Linked DNA regions of Mus musculus: region 2 is linked to region 1. The links are chromatin loops, found by intact Hi-C in ENCODE. Cell type or tissue: gastrocnemius. All regions are shown on one strand. Links, peaks and the distances in the headings refer to the core of each region. The heading gives the core; the rest is flanking DNA.

Region 1 (9,312 bases), core at 897-8,896:
TTTCTAAAGCCAAAACAGGGCGGGAGGGATGCAAATTCAACAATCTTCATAATAACCATCTTAGCTCCTAGTTTTTAGTATGCTTTGTTTTTAACTGCAAAGCACAGAACTTAGTTGTGAATGTCTACTGTGCTGTTTATAATTCTGTTTTTGAGTTAGAGATTTCCTAGCGTTGTAACTGAGCATATCTGGATTTAGTATGTTTCCATTATCTTTTATCTAAATTGTTTCTGTGCTGATACCTTCATTTTTTTCAGTTTCTTGGTTAACTCAGCTCATGTCAGATCATCTCTCTTTAGGTATAGCATCATTCCTATTAACATTGACCTCCTGGTGGCCTAATAAAATCCCAGGTGCCCAACGTCTTGTCCTCTAAAGTTTGTTTGTTTGTTTAAGATTTGCTTTACTTGTACAAGTGTTTTGCCTGCAGTTATGTTTGTGCATCCCATGTGTGCTTGGTGCCCTCTGAGGTCAGGAGAGGATATCAGATCTGGTGGATCTGGAGTTACAGATGGTTGTGAGCCACCACTTGGGTTCTGGGAACCAAAGCTGGATCCTCTGCAAGAATAACAAGTGCTTTAATTACTGAGCCTTCTAGCCCCTTCTTATCCCTAAGCACACATCTTATTAGCAAGTGTTAGACTTCTGTGATGAGTCTCTTACCTCAGCTCTCTCCTGTATTGTTATGACTATGGAGCTCTCAACCATGTCATCACTGCCCAACCCTAGCCTTTTCAGTTCTAAACATTGAAATGTCTTAGATTCACACTTGCAAATTCTGATTCAGTAGGTCCAGAGTGAGGCTGAGGTACAACTATATTATTTTATCGTTTCTCAAGTGATCCTGATTTACTGCAAAGCTTGGCAACAGCTGTTAGAGACTCTGCTGTTACTCCTAAACTACCACTCTTCTGTGTGTGTGCCAGTGCCCGCATGCCCCTTTATCATTCTGCATTCTCACAGAAACCCAGATGCTTATTAGTCTAGCTAATATTTCCATTTTTAAACCTTTTTTAAAAAGATTTATTTATTTATTATATGTACACTGTAGCTGTCTTCAGACACACCAGAAGAGGGAGTCAGATCTCGTTAGGGATGGTTGTGAGCCACCATGTGGTTGCTGGGATTTGAACTCAGGACCTTCGGAAGAGCAGTCGGGTGCTCTTACCTGCTGAGCCATCTCACCAGCCCAATATCTCCATTTTTGTGTTGAGCTGCTGGGAGATTTTTGCTATGGATCTCTTACCAGTCTGTCACTTAAAAGTCATGGTCTCCTACCTCAGCAGGGTCCTGATGCCACAGAGAAATATTTGCCTTGACCAGGTCTCTTCCCAGCTTCAAAACTATACCATACTAAGTGAGATCCACACTCAAAGAATGACTCCCAGGCTCTTCACAGTTCAAATTTCCATCCTCGGATGTGGCAGCAGCTTTCCTCTTCCCAGAACATCTCAGCTGTCTCAAGCCCACTGGTGTTTACTGTGATGCTTCCACTCTTGAGTGTCCCGTCTCTCCTGTTCTCCAGACTGCTTGGTTGTTACTCCTACAAACTTGAAGGCAATTCAGTACAGAGGTCACGTGCTCACCCTCTTCCCCAGCCTGTCTCCTATGCATTCTCCTGTGTTCTTGGGGCTCTTAGTTGTGCTTTCACTTCCTGTTTTCCCATGAGACCTGTGCTCCTTCAGGGTTTGTTAAAGGAACCCCAAAATAGTGTTTGCCTCACAGTTGTCTTATGAATAATTAACAAATTCTCTAATATTTAGGTTCTTCAAGCCCGTTTTTTGTAACGTCTACTCATGGTACAATAATTGAAAACACATCTTCAACTGGGACTTTAACACAAATGCCCTTTTTTCCTAAATATGAAGTGGAACTTGATTCTCCGAGAAAGTCCACCCCTTACCCTGGAAAAGAGCATATTGAACGTGTTTTGGAAGAATATTCACATCAAGTTAAAGATTTGCAGAGAAGACTCAACGAAGTGAGTTGCATTCTCCTCTAGCCCCTGGCACCGGCTGTCTTGAAATAGAACTTATCCCCCTGAAAGAAAATATCAGTCATGGGTCCATCAGCTAAACCTACATTTGATCTTTCCTTTCTGTTGGGCTAATGAGACATTTACATACCATTTTCTTCTTGGTAATAATAATGTCTTAGTTTCATGAGGTAATTTTAGTAAAATCTGAATGCTTCAAAATGTTATAATTAATGACACTCATCTGCTATTAATAATTGGTTCAGGCCTGCTGTCCTGCTATTATGATAGCTGATTTCTCTTTGCAAACAGTGATAGAAAGGAAGATTTTACATGTATGTACATACAGATGGTTAAATAGATTTCAGAAGTATTGGCTAAAAATGTAAAAGGAACTCATCTAGACTCAAACTATGCATTAAGTTCCAGTAGCTACTTTGTAAAAGCCAGACTTCTTACTACCACATATAAGATCTTCATGCTAGCCTTGCTCAGTACCCATTCTCTGTCTGTCCCCTCTGCCCCAGTAGTGCTAAGCCACTTGCCCATCCTGGGTGGACCTTGTAAATCTAGATTGCCATGCCTGTCTACTTGACTCCTGGAAGATTTTTATCATCTATCAGGGCTCAGTTCAAGCATTTCCCTCTCTGAAGCCTTTCCTTCAGGTAGCATGGAGGGTGCTCTCTCTACAGTACTGTTTGTACATCGTCTGTGTTCAACAGCATGCTATTCTGCCTCATCAGACTAGATGAAGACTGTAGATGAGCCTACAATTTTATTAAAAATGGGAAAAATTATGTGCCATTTTATTATATACATGGCATACAAAGATAAATAAGCCAGGGCTCTCTCTCAAAGGAGTTCATAATTTTGGAGGCGAGCCAGTCATGTAAGCAAGTAGTGGTGAGACCTTGTGATAAATGCACCAACAAGACACACGGAGACAGAGGAAACAGACATAGTAGTAGAGAGAAGAAACAATGATTGGGCTGGCAAGATGGCTCAGTGTGGAGAGGTGCTAATGCACAAGCCTGGCAACCTGAATTCAAACCCTGTATCCTACAAGGTGAAAGGAGAGGATGGATGCCAAAGAGTTGTCTTCCCAAATGCGAGGGAGGGAGGGAGGGAAGGAGGGAGGGAGGGAAGGAGGGAGGGGCAGGCAACCTTAATTTATTTTCTATGTCTAATTTATTTCCGATTATCTCCTGGTAGAGTATGTCACATTTGACTGGTTCCCAGTAAAATCAGTAATACTTGTAATATTTACCAAACAGTGCTGTTATTATATTCCTATGTACCAGATATGTAAAGATGGGTGTGACCCTCCTTTTCCTCGGGGATCTTCGGCCAAAAAGGACCCATGAGAGGAAAAGTAACAGAGATGATGATGCATGTGTGCGTGCGCGTGTGCGTGTGTGTTCTGGAAGCCCTGTGAGTACATACTGTGAATGATGGCACCGTGACTAGCTGCAGGGATGCAGATCAACTCAAGGCTTATGTAATTTTGGGGATGGGGATCAGACTATACAGGGTGGGCAAAGGCTGAGGGCTTCCATCCCGAGCTGCCGCGTTAGCATGGAGAAGCATTTCAGGAACCTCAGGTGCTGGCTGAACAGGTTCTTAAGGAAGAAAGGAAGTAGACCTGTAATCTTAACCAAGGCTCTGTCACATTCTGCAGGTAGAGAGGTGGGGGTGGTGTTGAACTCCCCAGACAAGGGCAGAGTAGGGGAAGCGCTGCCATTGAAGGGATTCCTCGCTCTTTAAGCACTCACCTTTCTTACTCTCTTCTCTAGCCCTCTTTCTCTCTCTCTCCCTTTCCCCCTCTCTCCATGTGGCCATGGCCGGCCTCTCTCTTTCTATCCTCTCTCCTCCCTGCCTTTCTACAATAAAGCTCTAGCTCTAAAAACATAAAATAAATAAATAAATAAATAAAAAAGAAGAAGGGATTCCTCCATTACTCACCCAGCTCAGAAGACTATCTGGACCTTAATTAGCAGGGCTTTCCCACAGATGGGAAAGACATGGTCCCTTCCTTGTGGTAGGAGAGACTACTGTGAGAGTCGTCCTGCAGATGGACAGATGTTGATATGAAGCTTGGCTGGGACACTTGGTTTCTTTTTTTTTTCTGACTTGACTTGGCAACACTTGACACAGTAGCATCTCTGTCCTCCGATAGATGGCACCAGGCATCAGCCTAGGGCCTCATGTACACTAGACAAAGACTACTGCTGACTGCTGTTGCTTCCCCCTTCTTCCTCTCTGTGCCCTTTATCAAACACCTCCTCTCCATCTGCAATGCTGCCTGCCTCCCTTTCTCTCCTTGCTCCCCCTTCTTTATTCTTCCTTAAAGAGTCTCACTGTGTAACCCAGGCTGGCTGTAAATTTGAACTCCCCCTGCTGTATCCTCTTAACCTTTGGGAATTTAGGCATATGCCACTGTGGCCAGCCTTAGCATCCTAGTCTTTCTGTTTTGTAATTGTTTGTTTGTCTTCAGGTTGTTTTTGAGATAGGATTTCTCTATGTAGTCCTGACCTGACTGTCCTTGTACTCACTCGGTAGACCAGGCTGACCTCAAATTCACACTGCCTCTGACTCCTGAAATCAGTTTCTGAATACAGAAGAAATCTGATCAATCTTAGTTGACTTTGAAGAAGCCTCAGGCAAGAAAATATGTGAACACGACAGCATGTCTACCATGTCTGGGATTAAAGGCGTACACACCACCAACAACCACCTGGATCCCCAACTTAACTTTTCCTTTTCTTTCCCTTTCCTTCCTTTCCTCCTTCCTTCCTTTTTACCTTCCTTCCTTTTTTCCTCTATGGCTGTCTCAAAGCTTACTCTGTAGACCAGGATGGCCCCAAACTCAGAGATCTGCCAGTGTGCACCCCTGCCCCAGCATCCCATTCTTTATGACTGCAATCTTCATGTGTGGCAATAGAGTCTGCAAGCACATGCTCCAATCCCTACATTATCTTTGTTTCTTTTAAATCTTTCTCTTTTTTTATGTTTGCTTAATTTTAGTCTCTATTTTTGTATTTTAGGACCTTTTCATTTTCGATGGTTTTTGTTTTTCATTCAGACTCAAAAATGAGGTAATAAAAAAAGCTACTTATTATACAGTGGCCACTAGCTGTTGTTATACAGTGGCCACTAGCTGTTATTATACAGAGGCCACTAGCTGTTATTATACAGTGGCCACTAGATGTTATTATACAGTGACCACTAGCTGTTATTATACACTGGCCACTAGCTGTTATTATACACTGGCCACTAGCTGTTATTATACACTGGCCACTAGCTGTTATTATACACTGGCCACTAGCTGTTAGCAGGGAGATGCTTCAGTGCCTGGCTTTAGAAATGCCTGAATTTTTCTGTAGTTAAGCACCTTCACAGTTTTATGTTTTAAAAGTTTATTTATTTGCATTTTATATGTATAGTTGTTTGTCTGCAGGTTGTATGTATGAACTGTGTGCATGCAGTACTCACAGAGTCTGAAAGAGGGCATCAGATTCCCTGGAATTGGAGTTATAGGTGGTTGTCAGCTGCAGTATGAGTGCTGGGAATCAAACCCTGATCCTCTGCAACAGCTGCCAGTCTTCTGAACTGCAGAGCCATCTCCCGGCTTTAGAGTTTTAGATGGTAGTGGCTTTTGCCAAACATTTAAGTAAGTTAAAGGTAAAATTTGACTTTTCTTGATACATAATTTCAACCAGTTTTAAGAGACAAAACATTTTCCCATTTTTGTGTTGAGCTGGAAGACAGATTTGTTTCTCTCTCTCTCTCACACACACACACACACACACATACATAATATATAAACAATGAATTAACACATAACCCTTGAGAAATTATTGTTTATAGGATCTATATTTTGGTGGTTTAATATCTCTCTATATAGAGCTAGATTAATTTGTGTGTGTGTGTGTTTTTTTTTTCAGAGCAATGAATTACATGAGAAACAAAAATTTTACTTAAGACAGTCAGTCATTGATTTGCAAACAAAACTTCAAGAAATGCAAATGGAGAGAGATGCCATGGCTGATATCAGGTTGGGGTTTATTACTGAATTATTCCTCCTCCTCCTCCTCCTCCTCCTCCTCCTCCTCCTCTTCCTCCTCCACAAGTGCTAGAGCTTGAGCCAGGCTCTGGGCTTGGTAGGCAAGTGTTCTGTCAGTGAGGTACAGCCCAGCCCAGACACTGTTTTATGGCTTTATTCCTCACACTGGTGGAGTCCCAAATACTTGTAATCTCAGCATTTGGGTGGCTGATGTAGGAAGATTGCTATGAGTTCAAGGCCAGCCTGGTTACGTAATTGAGTTCTAGGTCATCCTGGGATCTATAGCAAAATTCTGTATATTTTTTTTTCTACTCCTTGTAGTAAAGTTGTGTTTTATCAATGTTATTTCTTTTCTTTCATTCATTTCCTAGACGAAGGGAGAGTCAGTCCCAGGAGGAGTCACGAAATCAGCTTCAGAATACAGTTCGTGAACTTGAAGCTGCCAAGTGCCTTAAGGAGGATATGTTGAAAGACAGCAGCACACAGATAGAGCAGCTACGAAAAATGATGCTTAGTCATGAAGGCGTGCTTCAAGAAATCCGATCAATCTTAGTTGACTTTGAAGAAGCCTCAGGCAAGAAAATATGTGAACACGACAGCATGTCTACCATGCACTTCCGCAGCCTGGGCTCAGCTATTAGTAAAATCCTAAGAGAATTAGACACAGAAATCTCTTTTCTTAAAGGGAGGATATTTCCAGTAAGTGGTGAGAACACTGGTTTATATTACAATGCATTGAGAGATAGTTTGTAAAATCCTTGAAAATAAGCCAAGCCTTCGTATCTTGTTCTCTGGATAATACACAATGCCGCCTCCTGATAGAAAACTAGCTATTTTACCTGTACAGCTTAGTGGGAGTATAGCCAGTGTGCAAGTGCTGTAAAATACAGGCATAGAGCTTCATTTAGTATTATTTCTATGTATAGCTCCCTAACGCATTCCTTTCATAGAAACTGCATTTTCTAAGCTTTACAATTACCAACACCCAAATTAATATCTCTATTTTAAAACCAGGTAGAGGATCAGCTTGAAACCCTGAAGTCTGAATCACAGAACAAAATAGAACTATTACTTCAACAACATCAAGATCGGTAGGTGTCCGACTGAAACAAAAACTTATGGGGATACTGTATTCTAGTTGTAGCCTCCCCTGTAGTTCCAAAGTCTATAAACTCAGAGATAACGAAAACAAAAATAGCCTTAATAACCTGTAGCAAACTTAGTTAGTTTTCTTCCGACACCTGTTAAAGCTGTAAGGAAGCCTTTATTTAAGCCTGGAGCACTGTAAATTTTGCTACAGGGGAAGAGAATGAGTTCATCTCCCAACACAATAAGGACAAGTGGGGATTTCCAGTGAGAAGAAGCTGAGGGCATTGGTGGGTCGAACATTACTCGCATAGGCTTGATGAATCCTCCTAAAGGTAGGCCATGGAAATAGATTTTCAAGCTCAAGGGTAAGCAACTTAATCACCTGTCAACAATTGACCAAATAACAAGAATGAGACTATTCTTACTGTGGTAGGCCTGACAGAGCCTGGGTAGAAGAGCCTAAGTTGATCTAAGAGTGACTTGTCACTTACCTGCTGCTTGGTTAAATGAAGCACGTAACACTCTGTGACTTAGTCAAAGAGTTGTAAGCGTGTATTCATAATGTGTTTGATTGATGGGATCCTTCTCTAGATCTCCCGGGAGATATAGCACATAGTATTCATATCGTGTAACAAACACATATTGCTTATAGTATTCAAGGTTTACAAAACAGGATCTCACTCTGTCACCCAGGCTGGCCATGAATTCCTGGATTCCAATGATCTTCCTGCTTCACCTTCTCAAGTACAGGACCAGAGTCACATACCACCATGCCTTGTTTAGTTCTCCTAGTTTATTGCTACTGAAATGCAGATTCAGAATTCTGAAACCCTAGCTGGGATTCTAGTGTTGTTATTAAAGGAGCAGCATGCCGGGCATGGTGATGCATGCCTTTAGTCACAACACTCGGGAGACAGAGCCGGGTGGATCTTGGCCATTTTGAGGGTACCTTGGTGTACACAGCAAGTTCCAGGACAACCAGAGCTACATAATAAGAGAGATCTTGTCTCAAAAAGAAACAACGAAAGAAAGAAAGAAAGAAAGAAAGAAAGAAAGAAAGAAAGAAAAGAAAGGAAGGAAGGAAGGAAAGAGAAGGAAGAAAGAGGGAGAGAGGGAGGGAGGGAGGGAGGGAGGGAGGGAGGGAGAGAGAGAGAGAGAGAGAGAGAGAGAGAGAGAGAGAGAGAGAGAATAATAACAGTTTAAAACCCAGGCATGTTAGTAATGTCTGTAATCCCAACACTGAGAAGGTAGAGGCCAGCTAGGACTACAAAATTAAAAGTCAGTCTTAGGGTTTTACTGCTGTGAACAGACACCATGACCAACGCAACTCTTATAAGGACAACATTTAATTGGGGCTGACTTACAGGTTCTGAAGTTCAGTCCATTATCATCAAGGTGGGAGCATGGCAGCGTCCTGGAAAATCTGGTGCTGGAGGAGCTAAGAGTTCCACTTCTTGTTCCAACGGCAGCTAAGAGAAGACTGACTTCCAGGAAGCTAGGATGAGGGTCTTAAAGCCCATGCCTACAGTGACACACCTACTCTAACAAGGCCACACCTCCTAATAGTTCCACTCTCTGGGCCAAGCAAACAAACCACCACACTGTCTCAAACAGATGAAAGAGTAGCATGTGTAAAACTGGAACAAATACTAAGTCTGAAGGTGTTGCAAGCATTAACTTGAGATAAGTCATAGGTGAGAAGAGCTTCCTATATTCTAACAGTCACTTTGTTCTTGCTTAGGATTGAGCAGCTGATCAGTGAACATGAAGTTGAGATAACAGGACTTACGGAGAAAGCCAGCAGTGCTCGAAGCCAAGCCAACAGTGTCCAGAGTCAGCTGGAAATCATTCAGTATGTGTGTACTAGTAGTTTGAAATTGATTCCATTTATTGTAACATAAAAGCTATTATTTTAAACTGGAGATTTGGCTCAGCCATCAGTAGCACTTGTTGCTCTTGCAGCAGACCTGGGTTTGAGTTCCAGAACTCACCTGGCAGCTCATTACTGTTATCTGTGATTGTAGTCTTGCAAGGGGAAGGGGTGTCCCTGCAGGTTTTATTGCTGATAGGGAAATGATCCAGGGGAGGGAAGAGTGAAAGTTGGTTCAGTCTAACTTAGGTAGCTGGTGCTGGGCCAAACCTCAAAGGTCAGATGCCGGTTGGTTTATTTTAGTCATCTATAAGC
Region 2 (9,312 bases), core at 582-8,581, 200 kb after region 1:
ATAAAACACACACACATGTGAAAACACCCCCCCACACACACACAAAGTGGCTGTACATATCTGACTTCTTTTTTTATTAGATATTTTCTTTATATACATTTCAAATGCTATCTCGAAAATTCCCTATACCCTCCCTCCGCCCTGCTCCCCTACCCACTCACTCCCACTTCTTGGCCCTGGCATTCCCCAGGTACTGGGGTATACAAAGTTTGCAATTCCAAGGGCCTCTCTTCCCAGTGATGGCCGAGTAGGCCATCTTCTGCTACAAATGCAGCTAGAGATACGATCTCTGGGGGTACTGGTTAGTTCATATTGTTGTTCCACCTATAGGGTTGCAGACCCCTTCAGCTCCTTGGGTGCTTTCTCTAGCTTCTCCACTGGGGGCCCTGTGTTCCATCTTATAGATGGACTTCTTGATATACTGATATCTGACTTCTTGATATACTGGAAGGCCAGTGTGGACCCAGAGCGGTGGGGTGGGGTGCACAGGGAGGTCCTTTCATCTTGAGCATCCAGCACCTGTTAGCACGATTAGAAGAAGTGAGTGACATGGTCCCAACTGTGGTTTAGAACCGATAGGATATAAGTAGAGGAACTGATTAGTGAGTAGCTCAGCTGGAATGGCAGGACTCAGTCAGGGAAAGCCAAGAATAGATTGGAGAAGGACCAGGCTCTGTGAATGGATGGCTGTTATAGACGCCACAAATGCAGGTTGGCTGGGCGCCCTGAGATCTGGGTTTGTAGATAAACCTAACCTTACAGGGAGCCATCAAACTTCTTGGTGGAGCCTGTTTTGCCTGTGTCTGCTTTCTGACATCTTCAAGTGGGTCCGGTGCCACTTGCGACTTGATTGTGCTATTCTGGGGGCTGACGCCGAACATACCGTAGTACCCGTAGCAGTGTTTGGCAGTTCAGTGAGCTCCTACTGGTCTGTTCGTGGTGTAGACCAGGCTGGCCTCTAACACACAGAGATCTGTCTGCTTCTGTCTCCCAAGTGCTAGGATTAAAGGCGTGAACTGGTACTCCCAGCCAAGTCAGCTGACTCTTAGCCACGGTGTGCCAGGCCACCTGGGGTGCAGTGAAGGAGGACATGGTGACACTGCCACTGTTCATTGTGGAGGGAATAGATGGAGAATAGAGGAAGGAAGGCTTCTGGGAAGTCGAGGCCTGGCTCATCTGACAGTTTTCAGTGGGTTCGTTGCCCCAAGAGCTAGCAGTGTTGTATATAGAGTTTGGATGTTCCTGGGAGACAAGGCAGGTCCATGTATGAAGAACCAGTCTGACCGGTCCAGTGCGCATCTGAGTTTTTGGAAGCCCGAGGTTGAGTGGCCAGAACCAACTTGCCCCAGGAGCCTTCTGCTCAGTGAAGCCTTTGATTGAGACTTCTATAGATTTATGAGAGCCTTGGCAGACTTACTGTTTTTATTCTATTACTCACTATTTCAGGAATCAGAACTGATTTGTCTACGGCCTGTTCAGTTGATCTTCATGCTTTCGTTACGTATTTATTAAATTTACCATATCCTCCTAAGAAGCCCTGTCCCTTGTTTTGTGTTCCTCAGATTTTCCTTCACATTGCTTCTTTCCATGGATGACTGCTTTGACAGCAGTAAGAAAAATGTGCGTGCTAAACCTTACGCGGGGTTTGTTCTTTTTGAGGGCGGCTCTCTCACTTAGCCTAGATAGAACCCACTAATTAGGCAAGGCTTCCTAGTCAGTGAGCCCAGAGCGTCCCAGCCCTGGGGTTATAAATGTGCGCCACCGCGGCCTACCTGCCTGCTTATGTGGGCTCAGGAAATTGAACTAAGGTCTTCATGCTTGCAAGGCAAGCACTTTCCTGATGGAGCTGTCTCCACAGCCCTCCTAACTTTTCTTATTTTTAAAATTTATTTTGATGTGTGTGTGTGTGTCTATGTAAGTGCAGGCAGAGGCTAGAAGAGGGCATCAAATGCCCCAGTGTCAGAGACACAGATAGTTGTGAGTCACATGACATAGATGCAGGAACCAAACTAGATCTAACACTGAGCCATCTCTGTAGTCCCTCTTTTACCATATTTTAGCTTTTTTTTAAAAAAAAAAAAAAAAAAAAGAAGAAGAAGAAGAAGAAGAAAAGAAAAGAAAGAAAACCTCACTCTCATGTTCATACTGTTTTGGGGAATGTAAATTAATGGCATTATGGAAAATATATGAAAGTTTCTTTTAAAAAACTAAAAATAGAGCCACCATGTGATTCATGCATCTTACCATTGGGCATCCATCCAAAGACAATGAGACTGGCTGGTTGAAGAGGTCTGTGCACTTACACGTTTACCGCAGAACAGTTCATGGTATCTCTTCTGGTATCTAAATGGCAGTCTCCTGTGCCCCAGTGTGTCTGAAGACAGGAGACAGGACATAGCATCCCCCGTCTCCAGAACCTGGCACAGGTGGCGATGCCGCACAGTAGTGACTGAGTGTCGTGTGTGCTGGGGGCTTCAGCGGAGCTTTATACTGGATGGTTTATTTCTCACAGCATCTCTGTGAGATAGGCACATGGTGGTCGCCACTTTACAGATGGAGAAACAAAGACAGAAGCCTCGGGGAGCAGGCTCACACTGCAGTCCCCCTAGAGAGGCGGAGGCAGAGGGATGGCTGAATGTTTTGCAAAGTGAGTCTCAGGCTAGCCAAGGCAACATTGTAAGGCCTTATCTTAGAAAAGATGAAGCCAAAGAAACCACGAGTGACTTTTTAGTCCCACAGCAAAGTATTAGTGTAGATAGGACTGAGCAAAAAACCTGAGTCAGATCTCACTGTACACCCCTATCTAGTGATCTGAGGTCACTGATATCAGCCACCAAGGTGATAGGTGATTTTTTTTGGGGAGGGGTATTTTGTTTTGTTTTCCAGACAGGGTTTCTCTGTGTAACCTTGGCTGTCCTGGAACTCACTCTGTAGACCAGGCTGGCCTCGAACTCAGTAATCAGCCTGCCTCTGCCTCCCAAGTGCTGGGATTAAAGGCATGTGCCACCACCGCCTGGCGATAGGTGATTTTCCATAGAGAGCTATGGGTGAACCCAAATGACTAACTCCTTTTGAGATGAACGTAATGACTAAAGGTCGAGGTGTTGCTTGCTTGCTTTCCTTTTGGTGTTGAAGATTGAGCCCAGTGCACGCTGGGAAAGTGCTCTTACAGCACTGAGAGGTGTCCCCATCACCTAACACATTGTACGAACCAATTTATCCAGCATACCAAAAAAGCTGGAAGCACAGCTGTTGATGTGGCCAGTGAATTAAAATTGTTCTTTTTCATTCTGTGTGTCCCTCCTTCCTATGGGATTCAGTAGTTCACAGGGAATAACTCAAACATTTCCTTCTTTTGTTTACTTTAGAGACAGTCTCGCCCTGCAGCCCAGGCTGACCTGGAATTCACTGTGTTTTCCAGGCTGACCTCAAAGTTACAACAATCTTACTTCAACTTCCCAAAGCCAGAGCCTGCAGGGGAAGTCACCATGTCAGGCTTCTTTCTTTCATTTCCTTCTTACTTTGTTTTGGTTTTGATGTTGTCTTTTTAAACAGAGCTTTGGTATATGCAAGCTGTGTGGTCCAAGCTGGTCTAAAACTTCTGGATTCTTAGGTTCAAGTAATCCTCCTGCTTCAGCCCCCCTGGTGCTGAGATTACATGTAATACCACCACACCAAGATTTTCATCCAACTCTCTTTTTCCTCCCCTCTCCATCCCTTCTCTCCTCCTGCTCTCCCCTTCCTTTCTTTCTGAGATGAGTCTGACAAAATAGCCAAGGATATCTTCTGGCCTCAGCACCTCCAGAGCGGGGACTACAAGTGTGGCTCCCACTCCTGGCGCGCTCTCTCTCTCTCTCCTCTCTCTCTCTCTCTCTCTCTCTCTCTCTGTTTCTGTCTGTCTGTTTTTCTGTCTCCATCTCTCTGTTTCTGTCTCTCACTCTTTCTCTTTCTTTTTTCCTTCCTTCCTTCCTTTCTTCCTTTTTTCTTTCTTTCCTTCTTTCCTTTCCCCTTTTAAAAATGCTTAGATGTACTGTAGTGTTAAGCATTAAACTATGGGGCTGGTGAGATGGCTCAATGGTTAGGAGCACTGACTGAACTTCTGAAGGTCCTGAGTTCAAATCCCAGAAACCACATGGTGGCTCACAACCATCTGTAATGAGATCTGATGCCTTCTTCTGATGTGTCTGAAGACAGCTACAGTGTAGTAAGATATAATAATAAATAAATCTTTAGGCCAGAGCAAGTGGGGCAGACCAGAGTGAGCAACCTTCATTCTCAGCAACCATCAGTAAAGCTACAGAGTATACCCATATACATAAAATAAATAAATAAATATTTTTTAAAAATTAAACTATAGTCTCAGATTATTATTGTCTATTGAAGAACAGGGCAGTTGTACCAGGCAGTTGGAAATACAGTCCCTTGATTCCTTGTCTACGCCCAAGATGGCTTTTGTTTCTGTTTTAAGCGGTTGTCTGTGTTTCTAGATAGTTCTCAGGTCTTCTCTAATGTGGCTGACAGTAATCTGACCACTTCTTGTTGTCTGTCTCTTGTTTCCCAGCAACTTCACTGTGTCTAGTTGGCTGCTGTTGATCAGCTGGTAGCTGGCATTCGTTCATGTATATGTGCATGAGAATGTATGCTGCTAACCAGGTTTACTGGTATTGTCATAAAAATCCCTCTCCTTGTCTGTCTGTCTGTCTGAGCATTGCCAGAGGGGGAGGGAAATGGTTTTGTTTGTTTGGTTTGGGTTTTATTTTTGGCTGATCATGCTGTTTTGAGAGGAAAGCTTCCCTCTTCTTCTCTTTCTCTCCCTCTCTCCTTCTCTCCCTCAGCAGAGGAGGAAGCCATGTCTTACTGGTTTATTTCCCATGTACAGCTCTCTGTAAAGGCCAGGAGTCAATGATGATTTAGGATGGTGGAGGACTCCAAGTAGCTGAGGGAAGTCACGAGGTCAGCTGTGAGTAGTCTGACGGAGTCAGTGTCCCAATGGGGACACTATGGGAAAACCTTGGCTTTGACTGTTGAACTTCATTAAGAAACCACGTCAGGTTACAGGCCTAAATTGATTGCCATCTCTGTCCTCAATTCACCCTTAGGTTTCCACACCGTAAGGAAGTTCTTAAAAGTCATCTCCTCAGTCAGTATTCTCTACGTAAGCTTAAGTGGAGCAGGCCTTAGGCTTGGGAGTGATCGGGCCTTTAGGTTCATGAACTAAGACTTGGGGGAAGAAAACAAATGAGCAAAATAGGCTCTGTGAAGACCCTGATTTTGACATTAGGAGACTTGACCACATTGGCCAATGGACCCATCTGAGTGGCAGGCGCTGCTCCCTGAACCAGCTTCCTCTGCTTTCAAATTGGTGCCCACCTGGGCCACCTGTTCTGATTCCTCAGTGGGATATCAATTACTGTGGGTACGCCGTAATCATTATCACTGGTCCCTGCAGAAGGTCTGTCCTCGAACTCAGTGTGGGGACACTCAGGAGAGGACCTGAGGGATCCGAGCCTTCTGTGTTGGGGCCAGCTTTGGCTGAGCAAGTGTGTGTCTCAGAAACTTCCACTCCTTCATCGTCTAATAATCACTTTGAATTAACTTCTGTGACTATGAATGAGGTCAGGTGACCCAGGCTTTAAACCCGTCTGGTCCCCAAATTGTTTTCTTATTCACAACGACTAGGGTATAATTTCTAGAGGAGGGATGTTTGATCTCAAGCAAGGTACCTGTGCTCAGTGGGACTCGGGAGAGCCTGCTTGAAGACTGTAAAGTAGTTTAATAGAGATAAAAGGGGCAGTGTAAGAGGCGGGGCAGGTTTAAAGATCCATGCTACCAAGCCAGGCAGTGGGACAAATCTGGAATCCCAGTACTTAGAAGGCTGAGGCAAGATTGCTGGTTCAAGGACAGCCTGGCTTAGGTAGTGAGCCCCTGCCTCAAAGCAGAAAAACCAAACCTAAAAAATAAGCTAAAGATCTAAGTCAAAGGAGTGTGTACTTCATCAGATCCCATGAGCTGCACCAGGAGGATGCTGGACCTCAAGGGGGTCCAGATTAAGAAGTCATAGGAACTGCTACACTCAGGCCCCCAGAACCCCAGGTAGTGGCCCAGGACAGAGAGGAAAGGAAATCGGGCTGCCACCAGAAGAAAGGGGCCCGAAATCAAGTGACAACACAAGTCACTGAAAACCTCTGAGGGTCAAACTGTTTGAACACAGCCACCTGTACCTGATACATTGTATATTCCTAGAAGACCTGCAGGTTTTTTTCTCATAATTATTTAAATCTGGCCTGTATTACAGGCATTCATTGGTTATACCCCACTGACGTTGTTAGTCACCTTTTAGGAAGTCTGACCTACAGGAAGCTGTGCACAGGTCAGATATTCATGGGTACTGTTATACACAGTATAACAGCTCGGTGCCTAGACCTATAGAACATTCAAAGACTTCTCTGTTCTCTCATGTGCCTGTTTATCACATGTGCCTTTGTTGATTATTATTTATTTATTTATTTATTTATTTATATAATTTTGTTTTTTTGAGACAGGGTTTCTCTGTGTAGCCCTGGCAGTTCTGGAACTCACTCTGTAGACCAGGCTGGCCTCAAACTCAGAAATCCACCTGCCTCTGCCTCCCAAGTGCTGGGATTAAAGGCGTTCGCCACCACTGCCTGGCTTTATTTTCTATTCTTATTGTAAATCTACAAAGTATGAGACACAGGGGGCTCACAGCTGTAATCCCTGTAATCCGAGTTCTCAGAAGGCAGAGGCAGGAGAGTCACTGAAAGTTTGAGGACAGTCTGGTCTATATAGTGAGTTCTAGGCCAGCCAGAACCACCTAGGAGGACCCTGTTTAAAAACAAAGACAAGAAAGAAAAAAACAAAACAAAACAAAAATTAAAAAAAAAAAAAGAAATAAAAACAAAGACAAAACCAATCCCAAACTAGAGAGAATTTAAGAGGAGTTAAGACAAGGTATTCAGGCTTCTGCCCCTGGCTTGTTTGTCATCTTACCGGAGGCTGCATGGCAATTCCTTCACAGTCTAAAGGATGTCACTCAGAAGTTTATAACTGAGTGCCTAAAGCAAGTACAGTTAGCAAACTTCACAGATGGGCGGCTGGACAAAACAAAATAAAACAAAACAAAAACAATAAAACCCCAGAATCCCCAGATCAAAGGGCCTATGGGGGGAGTGGTCGTGGCCCAGCTGCCTGGGGCCTTCTAACCTGTTTGCGTCAACAGACTCTTAGACAACATTTTGTTAACTACATATCTAATGAAAGATTTTCTAGATAGCTGTAACGGTCCATGCCTGATATCTTAGCACTTGGGAGGCGAAGGCAGGAGCATTGTCCCCAGTTGGGGGCCAGAGTGGGCTACAGAGTCAAATCCTATCTCAAACAAAATAAAAAGCTCCATCAAATTAGAGTATTATTTTATCTCGATGACTGAGTGTTTTGATACATCTTGCATTTCACACCTTCATTGAGTCTTTGTAGGCCTGTCTACTAAGCCACACCCACCCCCTTCTTTAGACCCAGTCTCACACTGCAGCCTGAAACTCAGCATCAACTCAGTCTCCTACTTCCCTCAGCCTCCCAAGCGCCAGGATCATAGGCCTGAGCCGTCAAACCCACCCAGCCCAAGCACTCTGAGAGATTACAAATCACTGTGTCTCTAAATTGACACAGTAATTTATAGGTTGCAGATGTTTAATGATTTGTTCCTATCTATCACCCCAGATGCTTATCATTTCTTTGTGTCAGGAGCAATGAAAGCACCTTTTCAACTAGCTACTTAGAAAGAATTGTTAGTGTCAACAACTGTTACCTATTATACTCTCCATCCAGCTCTTTCTAAGAGGTTTCTCATTTTAGGGAACTTATTTGAACTAAGCTGAAATATGTATAGAAACAGGAGTGAACTCCAAACTTACTGTGTTGGCCCCAATTCATTTCCTCATCTCTGCACCCCTCTCCCTCTCCCCCTCTCCCCCTCTACTCCCCCTCCCCCTCCCTCTATCCCTCTCCCACCCCAACCCCCCAATTGAGGCTCAAATTTTTAAAAGAAACTTTTAGAGTCAGTCTTGCTACTATGTAGACCAGCCCGCCCTCAGACTTGTCAGTGATCCTCCTGCCTCAGCCACTGGAGTGCTAGGGTTACAAACATGTGCCATTATACCTAGCTGTGGCCTCAAATTTTAAGATAAATTTACAACTGAATTACAGTTGGAATCAGAGGCACCAGTATACAAATTGAAACCAAATCAAACCTGGGAGCTGAATTGAAAACATTTCAGGATCAAGCTATAATTGAGGAAACAGCTCATTTGTCTATTTGCCTGTTTGACTATTATGTCCTCCTGATTCTGGAAGGAAAAAAAAGTGGAAACTATAGATTTTGATGTTTTCCTGGGTCTCGTCCCCTTTCATCATCTTGGCTCTAAGTTGTAGTTTTTTTGTGGCTTAGCATCAGCAGCCTATGTAAATAAGTACTTTATTAGAAATGTTATATTGAAAAAATGTAACAAGTACTGAGTGGAGGGAATGACTTTGTTTGTTAAACTCTTATCTATTTTCAAATAATTTTGTTTGTTTGTTTGTTTGTTTGTTTAGGGAGCTCCGGAACAAGGCAAATATTCAGTTTGGAGAAAATGGAACAACTATATCTGCTGTCACCAATAAGGCATATGTTTTTGAACGAAACCAATCTGTTGGAGATCCTAACGTTGACTTGATTAGAACAATAAATATTCCTCTGTTGGTACGTGTCATTATCAAGGGTTTGTGGAAGGAAACAGCAAGCCTGATACACTTAATAGCTATTATTTTATGATAGTAAAGTAAGAGCTAAATAATTTAAGAGCTATTTTATAATAAAATATAGATATTATGGGGAGGGAGGGAATTCATCTTGCTTAGAATGAGTCTCTGAAATTTAATCCTAGCACCATCAGAAAACAAACACAAAATATAGATATGCACAGAGACTTTGATTTGTGTGTGTGCCCTCCAGGGAACTTTATCATCTACATAAACCTCCTCTGAGGCTTCCACTCTAAAGTGACAGCTGCTTAACACTGATGGAGGACCCAGGACCTTAAAGAGTTCACATCTGAATCTGAACTTTGCCTTGCCTTGCTGCTAAAGGTCCAGCCGCCACTTTGCTCCAGGGGCAATGGAGCCACCTTGTGGCCAAAGGTCCCTGTGTGTCTGTAAGATCTCTGCGACGCTGGCATCATTCAGAGCCTCCTAAAGGGAAGGTTAAATCCACATCTACAATAAGATGTAATACGAGCCTGCCCTGGTGGTTCAGGC

The links. A loop is a pair of places that touch in the nucleus more often than their neighbours do. Peaks named below come from ENCODE experiments on the same cell type or tissue, not always from the same donor. Only the 100,000 strongest peaks of a DNase experiment are listed, where the experiment ranks them.
Region 2: it touches region 1 in a loop (10-fold over the local background); 29 of 42 quality-filtered maps call a loop at or near these places.

Annotation. Positions count from the first base shown.
Region 1 is chr5:92,659,350-92,668,661 of GRCm38, reverse strand. It overlaps Ccdc158 (coiled-coil domain containing 158), which reads left to right. Exons shown (of 25, transcript NM_001360018.1): 4 at 1,764-1,981; 5 at 5,920-6,029; 6 at 6,410-6,737; 7 at 7,053-7,129; 8 at 8,869-8,979. Among named protein-coding and RNA genes, the nearest start is that of Ccdc158, 11 kb to the left of the region's middle. In gastrocnemius, for the core only: a CTCF peak has its summit at 4,157; no DNase peak of the experiment used is centred there.
Region 2 is chr5:92,461,383-92,470,694 of GRCm38, reverse strand. It overlaps Scarb2 (scavenger receptor class B, member 2), which reads left to right. Exons shown (of 12, transcript NM_007644.4): 3 at 8,611-8,758. Among named protein-coding and RNA genes, the nearest start is that of Mir6415, 7.5 kb to the right of the region's middle. In gastrocnemius, for the core only: no CTCF peak of the experiment used is centred there; DNase peaks (open chromatin) are centred at 714 and 1,060; H3K27ac peaks cover 4,886 bases.